Linked DNA regions of Homo sapiens: all the other regions are linked to region 1. Evidence: chromatin loops called from intact Hi-C (ENCODE). Cell type or tissue: mammary epithelial cell. All regions are shown on one strand.

The links. Peaks named below come from ENCODE experiments on the same cell type or tissue, not always from the same donor. Only the 100,000 strongest peaks of a DNase experiment are listed, where the experiment ranks them.
Region 2: it touches region 1 in a loop (4-fold over the local background); 3 of 110 quality-filtered maps call a loop at or near these places.
Region 3: it touches region 1 in a loop (3-fold over the local background); 2 of 110 quality-filtered maps call a loop at or near these places.

What each region holds. Positions count from the first base shown.
Region 1 is chr1:238,060,649-238,068,648 of GRCh38, forward strand. No RefSeq gene overlaps it. Among named protein-coding and RNA genes, the nearest start is that of ZP4, 170 kb to the left of the region's middle. In mammary epithelial cell, no CTCF peak of the experiment used is centred here; DNase peaks (open chromatin) are centred at 1,733 and 3,003; H3K27ac peaks cover 2,655 bases.
Region 2 is chr1:237,869,159-237,877,158 of GRCh38, forward strand. It overlaps the pseudogene LOC100130331. Among named protein-coding and RNA genes, the nearest start is that of ZP4, 18 kb to the right of the region's middle. In mammary epithelial cell, no CTCF peak of the experiment used is centred here; a DNase peak (open chromatin) is centred at 4,513; H3K27ac peaks cover 846 bases.
Region 3 is chr1:237,884,402-237,892,401 of GRCh38, forward strand. It overlaps ZP4 (zona pellucida glycoprotein 4), which reads right to left and starts at 6,521. Exons shown (of 12, transcript NM_021186.5): 1 at 6,060-6,521; 2 at 5,654-5,775; 3 at 5,466-5,568; 4 at 3,957-4,109; 5 at 2,973-3,160; 6 at 2,370-2,467; 7 at 1,355-1,485; 8 at 990-1,179; 9 at 764-914; 10 at 368-446. The coding sequence starts at 6,234. It also overlaps the pseudogene LOC100130331. In mammary epithelial cell, no CTCF peak of the experiment used is centred here; DNase peaks (open chromatin) are centred at 40, 3,940 and 7,780; H3K27ac peaks cover 2,360 bases.

The DNA of each region.
Region 1 (8,000 bases):
TTTCTTTTAAGATATATTTTCATATGGTGAAATGCACAGATCTATTTTTTACTATGGTTAAAAATGCATAATGTACAAATTGCCATTTAAACCTTTTCTAAGTACACAGTTCTGTTGCATTAAGTACTTTCCGATTGGAAATGCACAGATCTTCAGTGTACAATTCGATGAGTTTTGGCAAATACATATACCTGTGACACTAATATATCTTTCAAGATATTGAACATTTTTGTTACTCTGAAAAGTACTTTTATTGTCCCTATGTCCGTCAAGCATAAAATTTAAATAATAACTTACTTTTCTCCATTATATGATCTTTTTCATTAAATAGCATGTAAAAAGATTTGTAAGTATAGAAAAATAACACAAAAAGAATCATCCACAAGGCAAATCATAACCCATACTGATACATCAAATCCTTAAGTAAGCCAATGACACAGCAAGAAATAAAATACAGAAGTAAAGAAGTTTAAGAAAAAAATTATTTTATTTTTAGAGACAGTATCTTGCTCTGTTGGTCAGGCTGGAGTGCATTGGTACAATCACAGCTCATTGTAGCCTTGAACTACTCGGCTCAAGCGATCCTTCCACCTCATCCTCCCAAATAGCTGAGACTACAGGCATGCACAACTATACCCAGCTAATTTTTACCTTTTTTTTTTTTTATGTAGAGATGGAGTCTTGCTGTGTTCTCCAGCCTGGTCTCAAACTTCTGGCCTTGAGCTTCCTCCTGCCTCAGCCTCCCAAAGTACTAGAATTACAGGTGTCAGCCACTGTGCCTCACCTAGAAGGTGTTTATAACTATAGTGCAACTATAAATTTTGTTTTAGGATAATAGAATAATTCTTGAGGTCACTGTCTCACTCATCTCTCCCAAGAAAGTTTAAAATAGTGTATGGTCACTAAGCCCACAATTCCAGGCTTCTCTCACCTCGAAGATTTCCCATTCTATATAAGCTGCTGAAATCACCAGCTTTTGGATACACCTCCAAGAAGAACAAGGAAAGCACCAGGGGGGCGAAATGGATTCATAGCATCATTTATCCCTGATGAAAATAACGTTAACTGGGTCTGATGTGTTACTCTTGATAATCTGAGAACCTGGCTGAACCTTTATTTCTTTGTTACTTTGGTGCAGTTGGCAGCATTGGCCAGAATGACCAGAATGACAATGTGGTTTAGATCGGGATTGTGGAACAAATGAAATAATGGTTAGAGACACCCCATCCTCCCAATCACTGAGCAGAATCAATAGATGCCTATGTTTTAGGTGTGGCCTTAGAACATACTTCTGGGCATATGCTAGGGCATGAAAGGGTGGAGCTGTTAGGGCAGAAGAGCAATTTATGGAGATAATGACCTCTCAGGGAAGAGAATGTCCCCATTTGTGTCCACATGAGATAGAAATGGCACTGGGTAGTTACAGGAAAATGGAAAACCTCAAACAACAGCTAAAACAGAAACTAGGCAAAGAAACCACAGGATAACAGAAAATCCAAAATAAGGAGAGAAAATGGCCAAAATCCTGGTCGTGTGACATGTCCATGACTCTTCCAGGCAAACCCAAATAGGGGAGAAAGGGGCGGTAGGAGTGCAGGCACATCCCTGAAATCATCTCCTTTTCCAGAACATCTAATGATTATTCCACATTTCAGTTAAAGAAACACTCATAAAATTAGAAAGTCAAGCTTTGTATGCATGACTTGTTCTCACAAGCATGCCTGGACTTCTCTCTTCAGTGTGTACTTTCGCTTTACAATAAAAGCTTCCTGCCTTTCACCTCCTTCTGACTCATCTCTGAATTGTTTCTTGTGATTGTGTCAAGAATCTGGAAACTAGCTGGGCTGGGGTCTCACTGGCATGCAGAGACTCTCCTGGGATCACACTGGCATCCACAGAGCCTCTTGAGCCCTCCAGCAACAAGTTGATCTGGTAATAGCTTTGGAACTTTGAGGGGAAGTTGGAGACTTGGCATGAGGGATAAATGCAGTGGACTGAGACTTTAGACAAGTGGGGATGGGGTCTTTGACCAGGCGCCAGTGGTAGCTCTCCACGCAAGCTGCTCGTTTCCTATGGATCCCCCTAGCTGTGGTGGGCATTGCAGTTGCCCTTGGGTATTTCGAGTGGCAGGGTCTGCTCACCCTGGATAGACCATCACTATCCAGCTGTGCCACTTTGCATGCTCCATCCTTCCTCTGCTCCTTCTCGGCTGCTGATTTTAGAAACAAGGTAGACCAGGTAAGTCTGACTGTTTACAAATACTCCAATCTAGCCTGATCTTCAGGCCTCCAGCTGCTAGACGGCTCCAGTGAAGGGATCTTGACTATTTTAGGGTACCCCCGGTCACTTGAAAAGCTATCTTTCTCTGGAAGCAGATGGCTCAGAGTCTGTTGTGTGAGTGAGGGTGAAGGCGGCCTCCAAACTTAATGCCAGATCTGGCTAGTTTTAGCATCAGAACACCAATGGAGAGTAGGTCCTGTGCCTTTAAAAAGTTGGCTTCCAAGGGGTAAGGAAGACAGATGTCTTCGTCATCTGGATTTAGTAAATCAAGTGCCTACCATTTTAGGTGATCCCCTTCTTGAGCATGCACTTTTGGAGCATATCAAAACCTGGGGTTCATTGTGAGGGCAGATAGATGAGGAAATTGGATGCACACCTGTTCAGTCTTTCAACATGGGGGTATATCCTCTGTGTGAGGGGGTTCTGAAGGCCTGTGAGATTGAGACTGGCCTTTACTGGTGCTGATGGAGGCTCCTGCTACTGCAAACTGGGCTGCTCCGTGGAGTCATTGTTAAGTGGAGCTGTACAGACTGCAGGGCTAAGCACAGGGTTTGGTGTAGATGATGCGGTGCCGGCTCTGCGTGCAACCAGGTTTGCTATAGTTCAGCTGCAATGAGTGCTGCTGATGGAGTTTTGCTTGACACTGCATGCATGTGGCCAGCCAGATGGTAAATTTTCTGCTTCAATGTTCATTAAACCCAGCTCATGGTTGATGCACAGCTGAGTCATTCCCTTTGCCAATGGCTGAGACAGTGCCTCTGACTTAGCGGTCTGCATGGCTCACTGCCAGGTGTGCAGATCTCAGGAGGAAGTGTGGATCAATACCAGGCAGCCTGAGTTATTCAGCTGGAAATGATCTTGTGGACTGCCTCTACATTGACAAAATGGACATCAGAATATTCAATAAATGTATACCCAAAGGAAATAAATGATGGAAGCCCTTTTCCCCCTCAGATTCTACTTCATTTGACAACCTTGAAAGACATTTTCTGAGAGATTTGGCTTTGGGTTATACAGATATTTTTTAATATAAACTTAGTACTGGAGCAGTTTCAGCAGAAAACAGGGGATGGTCCAAAAACATGTAATGGTTGGTGGAGAACACCAGGTAAATTTTCTCTAGGAAAAATATTCTGTGTCATCTTTGAAGAGAAAAAGAAACCTCTTTATCCATTTGAAAGGATATTTCCCCAATATATTTATATGAAATTAAGTGAGGTAGATAAATTGGCCTTCCTATATCTTAAGGGAAATCCTCAAAATGAAGAGATAGGCACAGAACTATATCACAAATACCTATAATATTATAAATCATAAACACTTAAAACTTTTATGGCCTCTACTATGGGGACAATCAAGACTGTGCTTCTTGAGCTAAGAGAATAGCAGATTCTGGACAGGCTCCAAGTATTGCCAATTACTTAAAGTCACCCACCCTTTGAGGGGATTTGGGAGAATCTTCTTGTGCTTCAGTCCTGTGGAGTAAGAAGTGATTGCAGCATGGGTCGAATAATGATTCACATGCACTATTAGCAGAGTGCAAAGTTAACAAGGGACAGACTATGTTGGTTTTTTTTTTAATGTATCAACTTGAGCAGGCTGCAGTCTCCAGTCTTTCAGTCAACACTACTAGGTGTTGTGATAAGATTTTGCAGATGTAATTAAAGTACCTAATCAGTTGACTTTGAATAAGGAAGATAATTCTGGATAATCCAGGTGGGCCTGACATAACCAGCCGAAAGCCTTAGAAGCAGAACTGAGGCTTTCCCAAGAGAACAAATAATTCTCCCATATACAACAGCTTTAGCTTCGACCCATGGAGTTCTATTTGGAGTTCTTGTGAGTTCCTTTCCTGACCACTTGCCCTATGAATTTCAGACTTGATTAGCCCATCACACAATTGTGTAAGATAATTCCTGTAACAAATCTCTTAATGCATCTATCTCTTATGGGTTCTGTTTTTCTGGCAGATGCATATAGCTCACATTCAAGAGATTCTCTGCTTACTGAAATTTTAATTTATCTAACCTTTGTGACTTCTACAGATCTCTGATACCTTTAAAAATATGACTATTGTACCTCATTTGTTTTTTTCTAGTTGTTGTAGTGGGAGTTTTGGTCTCCCAGTGTCTACTGTAGAGTCTCCCAACAGATATGGAGTAGAAAAGAAGAAGGAATGGTATTCAACTTACAATGTGGTTCTGACATTATTTGTATAACAAGGTCTAAATATTTACATTCTGAGACATGGGTATAATTAAATATTCCAAGTATTGCCTGTCCATGAATTCTTAAATCTTAAACTCAATCTAAGTAGCACTTAGAGTTTTACGATGACTTTAATATTCCCTATTGCAAAGTTAAGTAATAGGATTGGAGTCATAAAGAAAGACACGTGATCCTGTATAATGGAACTCCTGACACTTGGTGGGAGCATCCTGTACATCAAGAGCCAGTATATCCTTTGCTCATTTCATTTCAACTGCCATTTATTTCTTCAAGGTGACTTCTTATGATGCTACTTTTTGCTTCCCACTTTATTCTCTTTCATTTCTTGTAAATTTCTTTGGAGGGAGATGCTTCTTTTTTGTAAGGTTGTACATGTGATACAAATTCAGGCTTAGAGAAGACAAATAAATTCAAAGAACCAGCATAGGGCATGGGCTGTAAAATGCGCAGCTGTCTAAAGAAGCCCAGTTGAAACAACTGGAGATGCGGGTGTGGGATCCGGAGTGAGAAGCAAGGCAGAGTCTGTGGTGACTCTGAATCTTCACAGCAGGCATAAGTGAAAAGAAGAAAAGGCAGGTTTGATTAGGAAAAGAATATGCAACATGCCTCACATGCACTGGGTAGCCTGTTCTATATATGGAGTTTACCTCATACTACAAGGATTTATGTGTATGTTTTCCACAGTTATCTGAGAGCTCCTACAACTCACTGTTCAGGTCTTCCTGTCTTTTGATTTCAGACCTTACCTCCCCTTAATATCCTCTACCAACTACCCTCCATTCTCTCATCTTCCAACCCTTCCTCCTGCCCTTTGACTTTGTCTCAGAATGTTATGGTCTATTGTACAAAGGCACAAAAAGAGCCACTGTACTCAATTTTGTTGGCTATATACAGCTAAGTACATCTTAAAAAATTGTTGCATTTTTAAAAGAACAATTTACATCCTAGAAGGTATCTTCATTTATGGACATAAGCTCTTTTAAATGCAATAGCAATGCTACACCCAACAATTACTTTATCTGTATAAGGATGCAGCATTTGGGGTTACATTCTATAATGATATGAAATAAAAAAATTATGCTAGAAAAAAGTTACACTTCCAAAATTATTTAAACTTGATTTTAGTTTTCAGCATCGGAAATATTGCAATTACAGCTCAGAAAAATGAGGAAAGGCCTCTAAGAGACTCTTCTTGCTGAAATGTGATTCCAAATAAATAAATAAGCATACTTGAATTGATAATAAGGCTTTGAGCTATTCAGCTTAAAAATAGGCTTACCCCATTAAGATTATTAAACTCAGAGGCATATTCTGAAAAGAGCTTTTGAAAATGGATTTCTTGCAAACTGTCATCAAATATTCATAGATAAAATAATTATGTGGAAAGATAAAGGGATGGTGGAAATTAAAGGGGGCTGATAATAAAGGGAACTGGATGAGATAGTTAAGCAAACTTTTTGAGAGGGAGAATTTTTTTAGAGGAGGTTGGCGTGAAGCTTAGACTTGAACATTTGAGCATCTGTTTTTTTAGCCCCTCATTGCTTCTGTCCTGGTGAATAAAGTGCATGGATAAGCATAGGTGACAATTGCTTGACTGTGATGGAATTTAACTCCCATATGGGTTTGTATTCTTTGTTGCTATACATTCAGTCTTTTCCTTACCATGAGCATGGATGAGGCTATGCAGTGTTCTTTGCAACCTTTATCATGTCTAACACAGTTCAGGGAAGTGTCACTGAACAATAGGCTGGTGGCTGAGAAGAACGCTGTATACTCAGTTTCATATTTCCTTGCTGAAAGCCAACACATAAGATATTTAAATTTGTATGGTCTTACAGCTAACTGAGTGGAAAGATAGGGATTTGCAAATTTAACCAACTTAACTATTTTATACCTGAATATTTGATGATAGAAGTAGGAAATTCCTTTTTTTTTTTTTTTTTGAGATGGAGTCAAGACTGTGCCACCCAGGCTGGAGTGCAGTGGTAGGATCTCAGCTCACTGCAACCGCCACCTCCCGGGTTCAAGCAGTTCTCCTGCCTCAGCCTCCTGAGTAGCTGGGATTACAGGCACCCGCCACCACACCCGACTAATTTTTGTATTTTTAGTAGAGATGAGGTTTTGTCATGTTGGCCAGGCTGGTTTCGAACTCCTGACCTCAGGTGATCCACCTGTCTTGCCCTCCCAAAGTGCTAGGATTACAGGCATGAGCCACCACGCCCATCCCAGAAATCTATTTTTAAAAGAACTTTGTGTAAAGCTCTTCCTATTTGAAGGTCTTCTTGTTTATATTTCCTAATGCTCTCTTGAGTAGTAGCTGGAAGTTTAGACTGAATATTTGTCATTTTCTTTTACTTTCCAAATCACTCCAATCTGTGTGACTCTATCTTTTGTTGTAATCAAGTCTCAGTGAATAAACCAGGCACCTTCTAACCAAAGTAGACAATTTACCTCCTGTATTGACCTCCACACAAAATTGTCTAATGGGTCTCTACCCTGCTCAAGTATCCTCTACCCTCTGAGTACTTTCTCAACCAGACACCTAAAGGAAACAGATGCCTGAGTCAGAGCAGCTCTGGAGCAGAAATTTGTTTTCTGAATTGCCAAGATACCTATTAAGTTACAGAAAAATATATCTAAATTTTATATTTTACAGCATGCAAATAAATGTGTATAAAATATAAATATATTTAGGTTATGAATCAATATATATATACATAAATCAATGTTATTGATTTAATAGGTTTTAGTGTTTACTAGAAAAGGAATTATTGAATTTGTAAAGATGGCTCACATAAATATGCTTAAAATACATTAATCATAATGTGTGAATGTGTTTAAAACAAAGACAATTTCACAATATTAATAGCTACCAAGAGATATTCTACATGAAATTTGTTTGATGTTTTATACTAGAAAGATTAAGGACTATGAAATGTTTCCCTTGATCATTTGACAATGTAATATTGTATATCTTGTAACTATTAGGCATCATCCTAGGTTCTAAAAATAAAATTTTTAAAATGGAGGAAAAATTCTGCCACCAGGGAGTCAGGGAGACAGAGGGTGACAGCGCTTAAATGCTACAGCATATAAATCCCAGGAGGCTGAGTGTAGCACTTGACGGCCACCTAGTCCAGACGGGGTCAGATACCATCCAAGTGAGTTGATGTTTGAGCACAGTCCCTGTATCCTTCACTTTCTAAAGCATGAATGTCCTGAGCCCTATTCCTACAGGATTCTATTCTAAGGACGTGGTCTTCACATTAAAGAGCATCATGAATAAACACACACTGAAGTGTTAATAGCTGATGATGAGTTCATGTGTTATCTCGTCTCACATTTTATTAAAGAACAAAAGACTTTATGTCTAGCTCATGTAGCTAATGATGGACTTAAAAATAAAAAAGCGTTAATAGTGAATGATGGACTTTCAGGTTCCAGTAGCACAGTTAATTAATTTGGATGAAGTGTATTGTCTTAGTGCCTTT
Region 2 (8,000 bases), 190 kb before region 1:
CAAAGTAAACTGAGCTCTCTGTTACATGTGTGTTTACCCATTGTGCATACACAAGACTCCCCTCATAAATATGTATAGCTTTCCCCCAAATCTATGTATGATTCTACTGTGTAATATGGACCCCGTGAGGCATAAAAGCCAACCTGCTCTTCCCTCTTCAAAGAGAAATCACCTTCAGTACATGCCAGAGACAGTCTCTTCTGGTACTGCAAACTGATACCACAAACACAGTTCACCATTCTGCTGTTCAGCCACACTAGTGGTCTTTTGGATGATGATCTTTTCACTTTTCCTCTTTGGGGCTTCCTTTCGGTTTCCTTTGCCTTTAGTTTTGAAGTACAGCTTCTTTTGAAAACTTCACCTAACTCTCTCATATACTGCTGTATTACATTTTGAGAAACTGGGCAATATACATGTCATTTGACCCAGCAATTTCACTTGAAGGAATTTATCTCAAGGAATAACAAGTACAGTACATAAAAGTGTCTGTATAAGGGTGTTCATCCCTACATTGTTTATAATACTGTAAAGACTGGCCATGATATAAATGTTTACCAAGTGAAGACAGCACAATAAAGACTGGTATAGCCATACAATGGAATGCCATGTAGCTGTTTGTAAGGATATCTATATTTGTTTTAAAATATTTCATCATATATGGTGTGTTAAGTTATTCCTAAGTATAGCCATTGGCTCCCTTTGAAATTAAAACCCGTAGGAATGGTCAGCTAACATTGTCATCAGGAAGCTCTCACCCAGTGTGACCACTGTCAAGATCCTCCTCTTTCCCACCTCTTCATCAAACGTGGAGGCTTTGCTAATGGCTGGAGTGATTGTTAAGAATGGTCTTTATTGGCAAAATCAGTTATATTGAAGATTGGGTCTAATGAACTATTTGAAACCCTATATTTGCCTGAAAAAGAACATAAGAATGGAGCAAGGCCTGTGGCCTATGATGACACTTGAGATTCCATCCCAAAATCCAGGGGCCAGTTTAGACTCAGGTTCACCTTTAGACAGCACTCCAGTTGGGTCTGGATTCGCTTTCCTGGTGCCCAGACTGACCAAATTCTATGATATTCCGCATTGGCTACGTGAAGCTTTTCTGCACGATGGCAAAAGACCTAGAGTTGGGCTTTCCCCCAGCTCATGAAATAGATGACATGACTATTTTTGTGATCCTTTCTCTTTGTGTGTGTGTGCGTGCGTGTGTGTGTGTGAATTTGACCTTGTTTTCATTCGTGAGGGGAATAGCTGACTCTCATGATCTCAAAATTTTCTGTAGCTACCAATCTCTACCAAAGTGAACTTAAGGCATATACATGGCCAGATTGGCTAATGTCAGTTGGCCACACCATTTAATGATGATGCAGATTTACATCGTTAATGTGGAGATGTCTGTGATATATTGGTGCATTTGTTATCTGCTGCTGTGCAACAAAGTACCCCCAAGCTTAGTTGCTTAAAACAATAATTGTTTATCATCTATCACAAGTTCTGCAGATTGGGAATTCAGACAGGATGCTGTAGAAACAGCTTATCTCTATCCCGAAGTATCTGGGACCTGGATTCATTAGAGGTACATTCTCTCATATGTCTAGGTACGTTCTCTTACATAGCTAGGTGGTAATGCTGTCTGGCTGCTACAAGACTAGCTGGGACCACTTTACAGCATGTGGCTGGGACCCAGGGGCAGGTGTAAAAAGAGAGAATGAGTGAGTGCCAGATGGAAGCCATATGCTTTTTCTGATCTAGCCTCAGCATTAACCCCCGACTATTTGCAGCATGCTTGTTAGTTAGAAGCCAGTCACTAAGTCTATCCCATACTCAGGCCAGAAGAGAGAGTACTTTTTTTTTGAGGTGAAATTTTACTCTTGTTGCTGAGGCTGAAGTGCAATGGCGTGATCTCAGCTCACTGCAACCTCCACCTCCTAGGTTCAAGTGATTCTCCTGCCTCAGCCTCTCGAGTAGCTGGGATCACAGGTGCCCGCAACCATGCCCAGCTAATTTTTTTTGTATTTTTAGTAGAGACGGGGTTTCACCATGTTAGCCAGGCTGGTTTAGAACTCCTGACCTCAAGTGATCTGCCCACCTTGGTCCCCCAAAGTGCTAGGATTACAGGCGTGAACCACCATCCCCAGCTGAGAGAAGATTCTTAATAGCTCTTAGGAGTGAGGAGATTTTTCCAAATTCCCTCTGCAGGAATTCTCCAGCCTCAGAGCTGGGGTACTCACGCACTCACTCCAGAACCAGCTAGTAATAAGAGGGATGGGATTCCTCTCAGACAAAAGAGGCCTCCTCCCAGAACTGGGGTGGGGTCAGCATCACCTATGAACACAGATATACGGGGTGGAGTGGCTACCTGATTAAACGATGCTTCTTCAAGAAAGGAGGGGTGGGGTCAGTCCTAGATAGCTCATCAATTTTGCTCATTTTGTGGGTTACAACTTTAAGTTCTGCACGGCAAATAAGTATGTATTTAATAAGCATCCGTTGGTGATAAGAATGATGGTAACACCAGTGAGGATGACAATATGGAGAACTCTGGTTGGTTGCACTTTGTGTGCCAAGTACTGTGCTAAGCTCATTAAATGTATCATACTTAAACCTCACAATTCTTTTCTATGTATTGATGTAATTTGATTGTTCCAATATCCCAAAGTATACTATGAAGCTTTATGGGAAGAGTACATTTTGAAAAGGGGTTGCAGGAAGAGAGAAGTCATGTGCTCCAGGTGGGGAAGGGAGTGGCTATGAAGTTCCCAGCTAGTGACCTAAATGCAGTGTTCCATTTAACAACTGTCTTGGCATGTGTCTAGGTGGTGATGCTGGCTGGCTGCTAGGGAACTTGCTGGGGCCATTGGCCGGATAACCCACATGGCTGGGATCTAGGGGCAGGTGTTCTAACCTAAAGGGGGCAGCTGAAGACTCAGGGGCCAGGAAAGACAAGGAGCAGTTAGATGAAGGTAGTTATAGGGCAGCTGGTGGAGGGTCTTGAAGGTCTGGCTTGGGACTGATATGTGACAGAAGAGCTATTTTTGAGACAAATTGCTCAAATCCAAATTCCCAAAGTCTTAGTAGAAGCTGAACTGTAATAAGGTAAAAGTCAAAATAATATGTCACATTAGTGACTTACCCCACAGGTTGTTGGACTATCCCAGTTTACACAGATGAGGCGGCAGAGACAGTTACCCAAGCACACTGGGCCACAGAGTGGCTGAAAGGCAAAACCTCTCCTGCTGAGCTTCCAGGGGTGCTGAGATGCCAAGGCCACCAGCTTCCTCCTGTGGACCTATCCTGTGCGAGGACCTATAAAAAGAGATACAAAGCCGAGGGAGTTAAATGGAACACTGTGTTTGACATTTCCAACTCAAAGTGGAGAAAATCAAGAGAGCTACTAGAATGGAAAAGAATGGAGGCAGGTGCTACCATGGAAAGGGCACAGAATCAGAAAAACTCAAATCCAAACTGGGATTCCTGAGTGGATCTACTAGTGCCCTCAGGTTCCTGGGCTCTGTAGAAGGCAGGAAGTCATAGAGCAAACAGATAAATGAAATCTGGAGAGGAGATGTATGTGATGTCCTGGAAAATCGGGGATTTAAATTGCTTCTCTGTCATTTCTCAGACTTGTAGAACTGGGGGTGTTGCCAAGGTCAGCCTGCACAGGACTGGGATAGTCCATCAATAACAGTCATTTACTCACTATGTATGGAATATTTATTGAATGTTTCTTATAAAAACCACGTTCCTCTATCTAGCATCAATGTTAAAAAAAAAAAAAACCCTCAAATCTCATTTTTTAAAAGTGGGATAGTAATGTTACCTACTTTGTGGGTTATTTATGAGCATCACATAAAATAATCCATGGAAATTGCCTAAAGAGCGTCTGGCATGGTGTACATACTAAAAAACGGTAATTATTTTATGCTTTCTCAACAGTTTAGGGGTTAAAATGCAGAAATTAATCTTTTCCTTTTAACACCATCTGTTTTACAGAATAACCTTTCGCTTAGATAAGCTCACCACGCTAGACTCATGATTAATTCTGCACCTCATTGTTTTTCATTTTACCCAGTACATTAACATGAAATAAATATTTATCACAATCCTAATATTTAAATAACGCTGGCTTTGTGCTCCGCGCACTTTTCCATTAATATTTTCGGGTATATTTTTTCATCAGACCATCACTGGGGAAGTTCTCTCATTGTGCTACCACATTTCAATTATTAAAGTTTTCAAGATTTTTTCTTTTGTGGCCAAAGACGACAACTCCTGAGGTACCAGAGGTTAAATTTTGTACAAAAGGCCTAAAATGTCAATCTGGGAAACCTTACAATGTAAAGGCAATGGGGTGAAATAAGGAAAGGACTTAATCACAGGAAACACAGAACATCAAGTTGACTGGCCCCGAGTCAAGGGCACTGAGTCATCCCTGAGGTGTCTCAGGGCTTTGGTGTCATCTTACAAAAGTCACTCAAAGAGATTGTGTTAAGACTGTCTGCATGGTAATTGCAAAAAGGGTTGACTCATGGAATTTGTGACTTTGACAGAGAGCTGCTTCCCTGGCCCTCATTATGAATGGACTTATTCATAGGCACCTTCCCATCACCTCTCTGTAGCTTCCTGGGCAACAGCAAATGCCAGGAACAGCATGCTTGCAGGTAAGCAACCTTTTGAAGGAGACAGGGAAGACAGCACACAGAGCACGATCAAGACCCTGGAGCCTGATCTAATGGCAAAATGCAGCATGATGCAAGGGCCTCAAAGCACCCTTTACCACGAGTTCAGCCCTCCCCATCCCCTAGTGTTTACTATAGGGCTTTGCAAAAAGGCCGACATACACTATTTCTTCCCACTGTGTTCAAAACAAAGTCATTTTATAAAAGTGGTTTTCCCATATATACTTTACTAGGCCCTGTGAGAGGACACAAAGGAACATATACTGCTCAGGACTCCTGCAGGGCATCTTCTTCATCCTTAGCTAACATGTCCTTATTCTTTGTAGGCTACAGGTTTCCTGAACAAGAGACAGATACTGTGTGTGTGTGTGTGTGTGTGTGTGTGTGTGTGTGTGTGTGTGTGTGTAAAACCAACAGTGACATCTCTGTGCAGGGGAATATGAATGGAGTTACTTTTGTGTAAACTAAAGGGTAAACACACATGAAGCTTGTTTCTGGACATACAAGAAATTGAGCAGCAGTTACCTTGGGGGAGAGGAACTGGGAGTGGGGAATGGGATTTCTTTTCATGTTTTTCTATGGCTTGATTTTTTCCTAATTTGGTCATTGGCAGTTTTTTTGTAGGTAAAATTATGGGCCCTTTTATTGGCTTTATTCCTTTTTAATATTTAAAGATAGTATATAAATACTAATTTGCAATGAGACAAAAGACAGATACAAGTATTGGCAAGGATGTAGAAAAATTGGAACCCTCATATATTACTGGTGAGAATAGAAAACGGCAGAGCCACTTTGGAAAACAGTTATGAAGTTCCTCAAAATGTTAAACATAGACTTGCCTTATGGCCCAGATCTATTTTTAGGTACATACCAAGGAGAAATAAAAACATATGTTCACACAAAAACTTATACATGAATGTTCATAGCAGCAGGATTCCCAACAACCTGTAGGTGGGAACAACCCAACTGTCCTTCATCTTGTAAATGGATAAACAAAATGGAAAAGTAGATATTCAACCATAAAAAGGAATTGCTGAGTTTTGCTGCAACATGGATATAGCTTGAAAACATGCTAAGTAAAAGAAGCTAATCACAAAAAGCTACATGTCAATTTCATTTATATGAAACATCCAGAACAGGCAAATTTATAGAGATGAATTAGTGGTTGCCGTGGGCTGGAGAAAGGAGGGACTAGTAAGTGACTTATAATGGGTACAGGGTGTCTTTTGGTGTGGTGATGGTTGCAGAACTCTATGAATATACTAAAGACCACTGAACTGTATACTTTCAATGGGTGAATTGTATGGAATGTGAATTATATCTCAAAGCCATTTCAAAAATTATGAGAAACAAAGGCTAAGTATAGCTGCAACTGGATTTGTGATTTTTTGTTATCACAAAGCTTTTCATTTCTATGAGCCAAGGGTCCCATCCTGGAGACACAGGAGCTAGGGTGCAAAGAGGTTACTGACAGAGATGGGTAACCTGCTGGCCCGAAGCGGCCTCTCTGGTCACATATTGCTACATTAGGGAACAAATACGAACTGCTTAAAATCCAGCCATTCTCTGGCAACTTTCTAGACTCCTTTAAATCGGGTTAAATTATGTCATGGTTTGCTATGATTCACTCAGCAAATGTTCTGAGCTCCTGCTCTGTGCCAGGCCCTTTGCCCTAAACAAGGACAGCAGCATTTTTAGGAGGAAAGTCTGACTTCATAAGGTCTGGGTAGCAGAGCCTTCCGTGAAGGTGACTGGCAACAAAACCAGCTTTCTCAACAATCCCACCTTGCCTGTCTCAGGACTGCGTCAGGGGCGTTCGCCTCCCCTCTGTGAGGGAAGGGTGGCCAGTGGAAACATCTTTTCTGCTTTAACATTTTTAAAAGCATATTTTAATTGACAAGTATTTGTATTGATCATGTCCATTTTTTGTTTTTGACAGTCTCACTCTGTCACCCAGGCTGGAGTGCAGTGGCATGATCTTGGCTCACTGCAACCTCTGCCCCTCGAGTTCAAGTGATTCTCCTGCCTCAGCCTCTCGAGTAGCTGGGATTACAGGCATGCACCACCACGACCAGCTAAAAGTTTATTTTAGTAGAGATGGAGTTTCATCATGTTGGCCAGGCTGGTCTCAAACTCCTGACGTCAAGTGATCCACCTGCCTCAGCCTCCCAAAGTGCTGGGGTTACAGGCGTGAGCCACTGCACCCTGCCAATGTTTTGAGATGTATATGTTGTGGAATAGCAAAGTTGAGCTAGCTAACACATACATTACCTCTTATTTTTTTGTAGTGATAACACAATGTACTCTTAGCAATTTTCAAGAATACATTGTTATTAACTACAGTCACCATGTTGTAAAATTCTTTAACTTATTCTTTGTAGCTGAAATTTTGTATCCTTCCATAAACATTTCCAAACTTTTCCCCCTTATTTTCTTTGAAAATAATCTTCTAGGTGTTTTTGACACACATAAGATAAATTTAATGTTCTGAGAGGACTGCTTATAGACTGACGAGGGGATATAACAGTTTGAATGCTTGTGCCTTCCAAAACTCCTGTTGAAATTTAATTGCCAGGCTGGGCCGGGCACCGTGGCTCACACCTGTGATCCTAGCACTTTGGGAGGCCGAGGCAGGTAGATCACCTGAGGTCAGGAGTTCCAGACCAGCCTGGCCAACATGATGAAATCCCACCTGTACTAAAAATACAAAAATTAGCTGAGTGTGGAGGTACACACTTGCAATCTCAGCTACTTGAGAGGCTGAGGGGGGAGGAGTGCTTGAACCTGAGAGGCGAAGTTTGCAGTAAGCTGAGATCATGCCACCACACTGCAGCCTGTGTGATAGAGCAAGGCTGTCTCAAAAAAAAAAAAAAAGAAAAGAAAAGAAAAGAAAAGAAAAGAAAAGAAAAGAAAAAACAAAAGAGCCATTGTAACAGTATTAAGAGGTAGGACCATTAAGAGGTCATTAGGCCATGAGAGCATCACCCTCATGGGTGGGGTTGGTACCATTATAAAAGGGCAACTTTGGCCACTTCTTACTGTCTCCACAGCAAGGCAGCCCTCACCAGATGCTGACATCTTGATTTAGGACTTCCCAGCCTCCACAACTGGGACTCTATAAATTCTGTCCATTATAAACAACCTAGTCTGAGGTATTCTAGCGTCACAAAACAAAGACCAGATAAATTAACCGATGAGTCACATAACAATTGGTAAACATGGAATAAATATAATTCAGCCCCTTATTCTAATATTTAGATTAAAAGACAATTTGGTGGGTATAACTTTTTTCCTTGAGACAGAGTCTTGCTCTGTCAG
Region 3 (8,000 bases), 180 kb before region 1:
TCTACTTATAGATCTTTAGGCTGCATTGCCAGACCTGTCAAGCAGGTACAGACATGTTTCTCAACTATTCAGGTGTATCTTGTTAAAATGAGACATAAGATAGGCCATAAACTGCCTTGGTTGGTGGATGAATTAAAGTTTATATGGAAAAAGCTAAGGTTGAGGGTTACCCGAACATTTATAGCTTGTTTTAGGAGACATGGGATTCTGGGAAGCTAGTCATCTTTGTTCTATGGCACCGCAAGTACTTAGAGAAGCCTTAGTAAGATGAATCTTCAGTTTGAGTTGTTTGGCCAGAGACTAGGAAAGGTTAGACATGGGACTCAAGATTCATTCAAATCTGTCCTCTAACAGCTTGGTTACTCACGACTGAGATCAGGACAGGTCACCACACAGGATGGTGTCTCAGCAGGCTGGCAGACTGACACGCTGCAGTGCAGATGCACCTGGGAGCCAACAGAATTCAGGTCATTTGTAGTATCACCATGCCATGTATCTCTAAACCTGCTTTGCCTCCCCAGGAAGAGGTTCAGGAAGTTATCAGAAAATTGATATGGTCCAAGTTGATATCACAATGGCACTAAGGAACTGGAGTCCAGTTGACAGATGTCACTCATGTAATTAGTAACAAGGGTTGCTCTGAGTCAGTACCAATAGCCAGCATTAAAGGGCTTCCTTGGCTGCAGAGTAGTAGGACATGGAAACAGTTGTAAGTTGGGGAGGTTCAGAGCCCTGGTGAGTGTCATGGAAGGGAACATCCTACCGGTCCCCTGAGGGCCTGTTTCTCCACTGTAGGGTTCACAAAGCTGAAGGTGAAGATGCTGAAGCGCTGGTGGTGAGAGGGAAATGGAAGATCCAAGGCTTTCTGGACAGGGATCAGCTGGGTCTGATAGTTGTCTCCAATGTAGGGGCAGCTAGACCAAGAGACCCAGCAGTCAGGATGGGCTTCTTTGAGAATTTCAGCACAGGTGTATGAAAGAACCACTTACCCCTTTACCAGGATGGGCCACTGTGGCTGACTCAGGGGGTCAGTGCTGGGTGTTGCCCAACACTGTTGTAGGAGCAGCCCCAGGTAGGGGTCTGTTCTGTGAAGGATGGAGACCTCCACGTAAATGGGATCCCGAAGCAACTTCACCACTGGGTAGTCACCAACACCGTAGTAAGAGCCATAGTTTTTATCTGCAAGAGGCAGAAATAAGGATTTGAAGTAGTAATCTCTCAGTGACTTGAGGGACTGTCACCCCTTTAAATAGCCCCAAGCCCCTTAAGTGTCTTGTTACTAACTTAGGGTCTTCATGCCCCAGAAGACTGGATTTAGACTATAGGCCAGATACTCCAGCCAAGGGGGTCATACCTTTGGCAATCTGAAGTTCCAGAGTGAGGGGTCCAGGCTGGGTCTCAGGAAAGGGTGGTGGGAGAGTGAAAACCTGGACATTGATTGGGAGAGAGTTGCTACTTACTGAGTAGCTGCAGCTGACATGGAGCCTGCAGAGAAACAAGATTTTAGCTAGTTGGTTGTGGGAAGTGGGTGTCAGTTACACATCCTTTCTTTTTAACTCAAGGAAAGCATTAAGTGCTAGACAAGTTTATAAGTGTGATGGATGTGGTTCCTGCCCTGCTGGGAGCTGTATTTTAGTTGGGGAGACCAATATACAAGTAGGACCAATGTTTGAGTTGGAGATAAGCACACAGAAATAAAGATGCATCATGAGAAACAGATGCTTGCCATAGAGAAGATCAGGGAAGACCTTAGAGGTACCCTTGATATGAAGGTGAAAGAAAAACTTGAGGTACAGGGAAAGCGTCACCCAATATAGAGCAAAGCCTGGAGGCAAGGAAGTGCTTGAGGCCCTTTGAGAATTCCATAGAAGAACCAGGCTGCAATCGGGGAATAGTGAGTAAGGGACTGAGAATGTTAGAAGTGAACAGGCTGGAGATGAAGTAGGAGCTGTTTTATGCAGGGTCCTGATGTTCATCTTAAAGATTTTTTTTTTTTGTCCATGGCTTTAAGGTGTGTGATTTGACTGACTTAAGGTTTTAAAGGAATTCTTTTGGCTACAGCATGGACAGTGGAGAAGGCCAGATGTAGAATGGAGAAATGTAGGCTGAAATGTAGAATGGAGAAGGCCAAAATGAGAAAAAAATCTAGTTAAGTGAAATAGCAGAACTCCAGGTGAGCTTGAGGCTTAGGTCGGGTTGGAGACAGCAACACAGATGGACCTAATCAAGTAATGGGCAGTGCAATTGGTGAACCAAGGTAGCAGACAGGTTTTCTCCTATTGCTGAGGAATGCTCATTTGTGGATTCAGGGCTTACCTGAGAATGCCCACCTTATGGCAGATGGGAAGTCATTCTGGCCAAGCCCTTACCTGAAGATGCTGTCACGAGTGACAGAGCCACGGCTCCCATTTTTCACATCCCTAGTTGCCACCAGTTCATTTTCATATACTGCTCGGTCTCCAGTGATCTACAGGAATAGATGGAGAAGTCTTGATCATTTCTGTTAGTGTTATGCTGCTTGACTTGCATCTGGTCTAAGCCCTCAGCAATGCTACCCTGTTGTATGGTATATTTCCTATTACTTCAGCAGAGGTAAGAACACATAGCAGTGACATCCTGGCAAGTTATCACTTCGCCTTATCTCAGGACAAAGGAATAAGAAGGAATTTGAGCACCTAGGAGAGGCAGCTGAAGCACTACCAATTCCAGTCAGCATCCCTGCTGGTTTCTTCTCTATAGCACGGTAAATGACAGCCCCTTAGCTAGATCACAGCTGTGATGGTCTTAGCTGAACACCCAGAAGAGATTAACTTTTTCAGTGATGAGGCATTCTCCTGCCCTAGGGACTCTCCCAAACTCCAAGTAGTAGTCACAAGTATCGTTCACGGCCAACATATTTCAGCTCTCCCCCACTAGTCACTACAACCTTCCCACCCAACTTCCAGAGCCAGGAACAAAGCCCAACTGCTCACCTGTCTTGTGGTGCCACAGGAAGTAAATGGAAACTGGAACAGAACAAAAGCTTGTGTTGCCATCACAGGGTTACACGCACTGTCATTCCTAAGGGCCAAGCGCACAGAATCCAAGAGCAGTGGTGGCGAGGTCACGTTCCGAGACACAGCAATAGAGAAATGGCCCTCTCGGGTACAATGCAAGGTCACTGAAACAGAGCAGCTGTGCTGAAGGCAGGTCATCTCTCCCATTGTGGGGAGAACCAGATGAAAGTCTAACCACTTAGTTACTTTTAATCCCACTGAGAAGCTGGTGACAACTTCCCAGTGACAACCTCAGTGCAAGATCAACCAACCACAGTTTAACCCAGGCTCTAAATGATCTGGGGTTGAGTCTTGCCTCCCTGACTTATTGTGTGACCTCAGGCAAGTATTGCACCTCCTTGCTTCAGTTTCATGTGTTAAGAGGGGGATAGTAGTTCCTACCTCATTTTGCTTGTCAGTTAAGATTAAGATCTTGGAATAGCGTGTGCGATTATTAGGTTGGTAGAGAAGTAATTGCAGCCTTTGCCACAATGGCAAAAGCCGGGATTCCTCCTGTACCAACCTATACATACTCTGAGGTCAAGTTTATGTTAGAAAACCTCAGAGCAGGATTAGAGACAAGCAGAAAGCAACAGCCTTGAAGTGACTCTCCCTAAACAATCCAAGACCATCAGCCAAAGTCGCTATAAGTTTCTGTCAGTTAGAAGTTATCTGGCACTAGCAATTATCTGGCACATAGCCTTCAAGTCTGAGCGTTATTGACTTTATATCTGGATTCTGGGAGAATGGACAGTGGGAGTTGTAGAAGTCTGTTACATTGGGATCAAGTGTTCTTGGATGCATGGCTACATGGCAGCCTGCTATCACTTGATGTTTGCCTTCTGAGCAAACCCCTCTCTGGGTTTCATTGTAATTGCCACACTTCCTCAGCTGGTTTCAGAGGTGTGCTCACTTACTCACCAGTGTTTCCATAGTAGCAGGAATTCACCTCTTCAGAGCTATAACAACAGCCTAGCCCTTCACAGTCTCCTCGAGAGATGGGTGAAGGTGCACATGGCAGTCTGTCCCGTGCTGGGATGGAGTCACACCAGTCAGTATCTGGAGCATCTCGGGCTAGGTTTTGAAAAAGAGTAAGTCAGGTTAGATAATGGAAAAGTTAGTCTTGAATACCATTTTGATACAAGTCATTGACTTTGGATTCCTGTAGATATGTAGATGATTGAAATAGGTGTCTACTCCATATTGTAGATAGTATTGAGAGGTTACATGTTGTAGATTAAGTCTTGGGAGGTTGTCAACATTAAGTCACCTTGTAAGAGTGCCCTGCTATTAGTTTTTTAAAAACAAGAATGTCAACAAAATTGGTAGAAGCAGTTGGGGGGTTTCTTACTCCTTCCAGTAACAATCCTTCCTTCTGTTCTTTAGAGGCGTTTCTCAAGCCTTAGTTTGGATATGAGTTATCTGAAGATTGTTTTTGAGTTCAGGTCTGGTTCAGAACTGGGGTGGGGCCTATGATTCCTCATTTTATTAGTGCTGCCCATCCTGGCTATGTATTGGGAAGGAAGGCAGGTGAGAAGAGTGAATTTATAGTTTGAGTCTGTTCTGACTTTGAGGACGGGCTCTCAGTCAGGCGAGACTTTCTAAAGTTGAGTAGGCATCATACTTCCTGCTGTTTCCTTAGGGAAATGCTCAGATACCCCTCCAGCTTGTGGGATGGAAGACCTGGGTCCTAGTCTCAGTGCACATCTAGCTCTGTGGAGGTATTTTTCCAAGTTCCCTTGCTAGCTTCAGTTTTATTTCCTATCATTCTCCCCATGGGTGAAAAGCTCCTGGTTCTGGGAGAGTTCTTTGAATCCCAGCTCAGTCATTCACCAGTGATAGGCCCTTGGGAAAACTTCCTGGCAAGAGATAGGTTGTATTTTTTTTTTTTTTTTTTTTGAGACAGGGTTTCGCTCTTGTTGCCCAGGCTGTAGTGCAAGGGCACGATCTCAGCTCACCACAACCTCAGCCTCCCAGGTTCAAGCGATTCTCCTGCCTCAGCCTCCCGAGTAGCTGGGATTACAGGCATGTACCACCACACCCGGCTGATTGTGTGTTTTTAGTAGAGATGGGGTTTCTCCATGTTGGTCAGGCTGGACTCCAACTCCCGACCTGATCCACCTGCCTCAGCCTCCCAAAGTGCTGTGATTACAGGTGTGAGCCACTGTGCCTGGCCAGCAGTAGTATTTGCAGCACTATGTTAGGGTTAGGGAAGGTAACACCTGAAGTGCTTACCCACAGTGCCTTGGCATTGAGGAGTCTCAATTGGTAGTTATCCTAAGGATTGCCCATGGAGGTGAGAGTTGGGACATGATCCTTCCTTCATTAGTGTCAGGTGTCACTGCACAGAGCAGGTCAGAGAGGACCAAGAGTACTTTCACACCCCACCCCCACCACCCCCACAAGACCCTGAGAGCTTCCAGCCTTTACCTAGAAGATCCATAGGACACTTGAGCAGCTTCCTCTCTGTAACCACCTTGTGTTCAGCCGCGCCTGCTCCTTCAACTCCAACTGGCATGATGTAGTGGGAGTCCTGGAGAGACAGGCCCTTGGGGGTCAGCCTGGATGGTAGCATGAGGCGCTTCACACAGTCTCCCTGGCCATTGGGTCATACTCACCCACTCAGTGACATAGCAGCTGCTATAGGTTGCCTCCAACACCACGGAGCTGCCTGGACCTTTTCTTATCCAGGTGCCACAGTCGGAGTCATTCTGCAGCTCGTGCAGCAGCCCTTGGTTGTCTGGAGGGGTGGGGAAGAGGTGAGAAAACACAGCGGTCAGTCTCCAGTGCCAGAAAGGATAGTCAGCCTTGCCATTAGACCCCAAGGAGCAACTGTCAATAAGAGGAACAAGAGGGAAATCAGATTCAGATCAGATGTAGTTATAACTTAGACTATTTCTTTTGCAGAAAGATGCAACAGGGCTCAGAAGGTGAAAGTATCAATACGGGAAGATAGGGAGACATCTTAGGTAGTAGAGGAGACATATCATTGCTTGGCTAAGCAAGGCAAGTCATCAAACTTACCCCAAGCTATTAGTACAGGAGGAGACGTTGCCTCCTGGTTGAGGTTTACAGCAAACTGGAAGCTCCACGGCCCACAGTGGAGCACACTGGAATAATCTGGTGCCTCAGGCTTATGCTGGCCACTCACAGCAAGAGATAATGAAACACACAGCAAAACGCACCGCAGCAGCCACATAATGCTACCAGGAGTTCCTGCCGGCTGCAGACTCTCCGCCTCCTCTCCCAAGAGCCGAGGGTCTGCCTGCCCAGATTCCTTTATATACAGAAGTCAGGCTTGTTTTCAGCTGCACATCTTTGTGACACTCAGGTGGGATGCCTTCAGAAAGGGGAATTCCTCTAGCCTCATTTGCTTTGGGGCACAGTCTGCAGCTGCCTCACATTAAATACCACAATCCAGGCAGACTTCAGAGCCCAAGAAAAATGTAGTAACTTTTAGCTAACAGAAAGGAAGGAAAGAAAGCTTCCTCAGGGTTGCTCAACATAGCATTTGTCCCACCAGTTTATTGAACTTATTGACTTCAGAAGACCTCCCTCTAGAATTTTGCACATTTGGGTGTGAAACTACCATCTATGAACTATGGGGTCTGGGTACGTTACAAACTCTCTGAATCTTGGTTTTCTCATCTGTAAAATGGGAATGCTATCTCCTGGCAGTGGTGTGCTTGAGGATTAAGCAAGAGATTCTATGTCAGGTGCCTGGCACAGTGCTTGGCCAAGCAGTGAGTGCTCAGTCAACATTGTCGGGTGAGAGTTGGGGCCCTTGAGAAGCCTTGTCACCTTCTCCATCCATTCTAGAAAAGTTTCTGTACGATTAGAGCCTGTCTTGAAATTCTAGAAAAAAATCTAAACTTATTTCCTGAGAAAGGTTGATTTTGAACCCTTTCCTGGTCCTTAGAGGGAATCCTACCACAGCAATCTTTCAACAAATTCCAAAGTGGTTCATTGCCATAACTGTCCTACAGTGTTTCCCCACAGGATCTGGGGGAAATGTGGATTAGGCCATGAATTCCTCAAACTGGTTCTGCCTCTTACAGCTATTTGACAATTTTATCTTTCGGCTGTGTTTCAGGCATATTTCATAAAGATGTCAGGGTTTCTTGCTTGCTTTCTACATTTTTGTTTTCCACATAAACTACAAGTTATATACTTTGGTCACTCTTTAAGCTAGAGTGTCAGACCAGATTGTAGAGAAATTCTAAGAGATTTGGGGATAAATGGATACATTCCCCACTGGAGAGGCAAGAGCATGGAAACTTGTCTTCTGCAGTCTGCCACCAATATTCCCAAATTGTACCCTGATTGTATTTAGACTGATATTTTTCGGTTGACTAAAAATTGTAGTCAAAGCACTGAGAATGTGTAACTAGGTATCTCTAGTTCTCTTCAACTCATCACAGAGGACAAATAAGTATGTGTCTTCCTGGGAAAATTGGTGGCCCTTTTAACCACATGATGAAAAATGACATTGAAGGAAAGCTGGACTCTGCCCTCAAAGACAGATGTGGCTTCCCTGACACCGTCTACCTGGATTAGGTGCTCACCACTGGGTTATTACATGCCATTTACTCACAGGATTTGCCAGGTTGGATTGTAATGACCTCTTTCTTATTCAGTTTGCCACTAGAAGCACGTGAGGCCAGGGACTTTTTTATTTGTCACTGCATCCTGCGTGCCTTGGATGTATGTACTCAGTGTTCTCTGAGTAAAGACTGAATCAATGAATATGCTTTCATTAGTGGCCATGTCCTAGGGCTAACCCCCTTGAAAATGTAGTTTCCAAACCTCACCGGTACAAATTCATTTCCTTTATGATGAGCTCAAACTCATAACCCTTAGGTATTTTTCCTTCAAGTAAATATCATGTGATTGCACATGTAAGAAAGAATCTGAGGATTTGACTCATGCAAGATGTCTCAGGAGTTAAAAGGCCAGTCTCCTGAC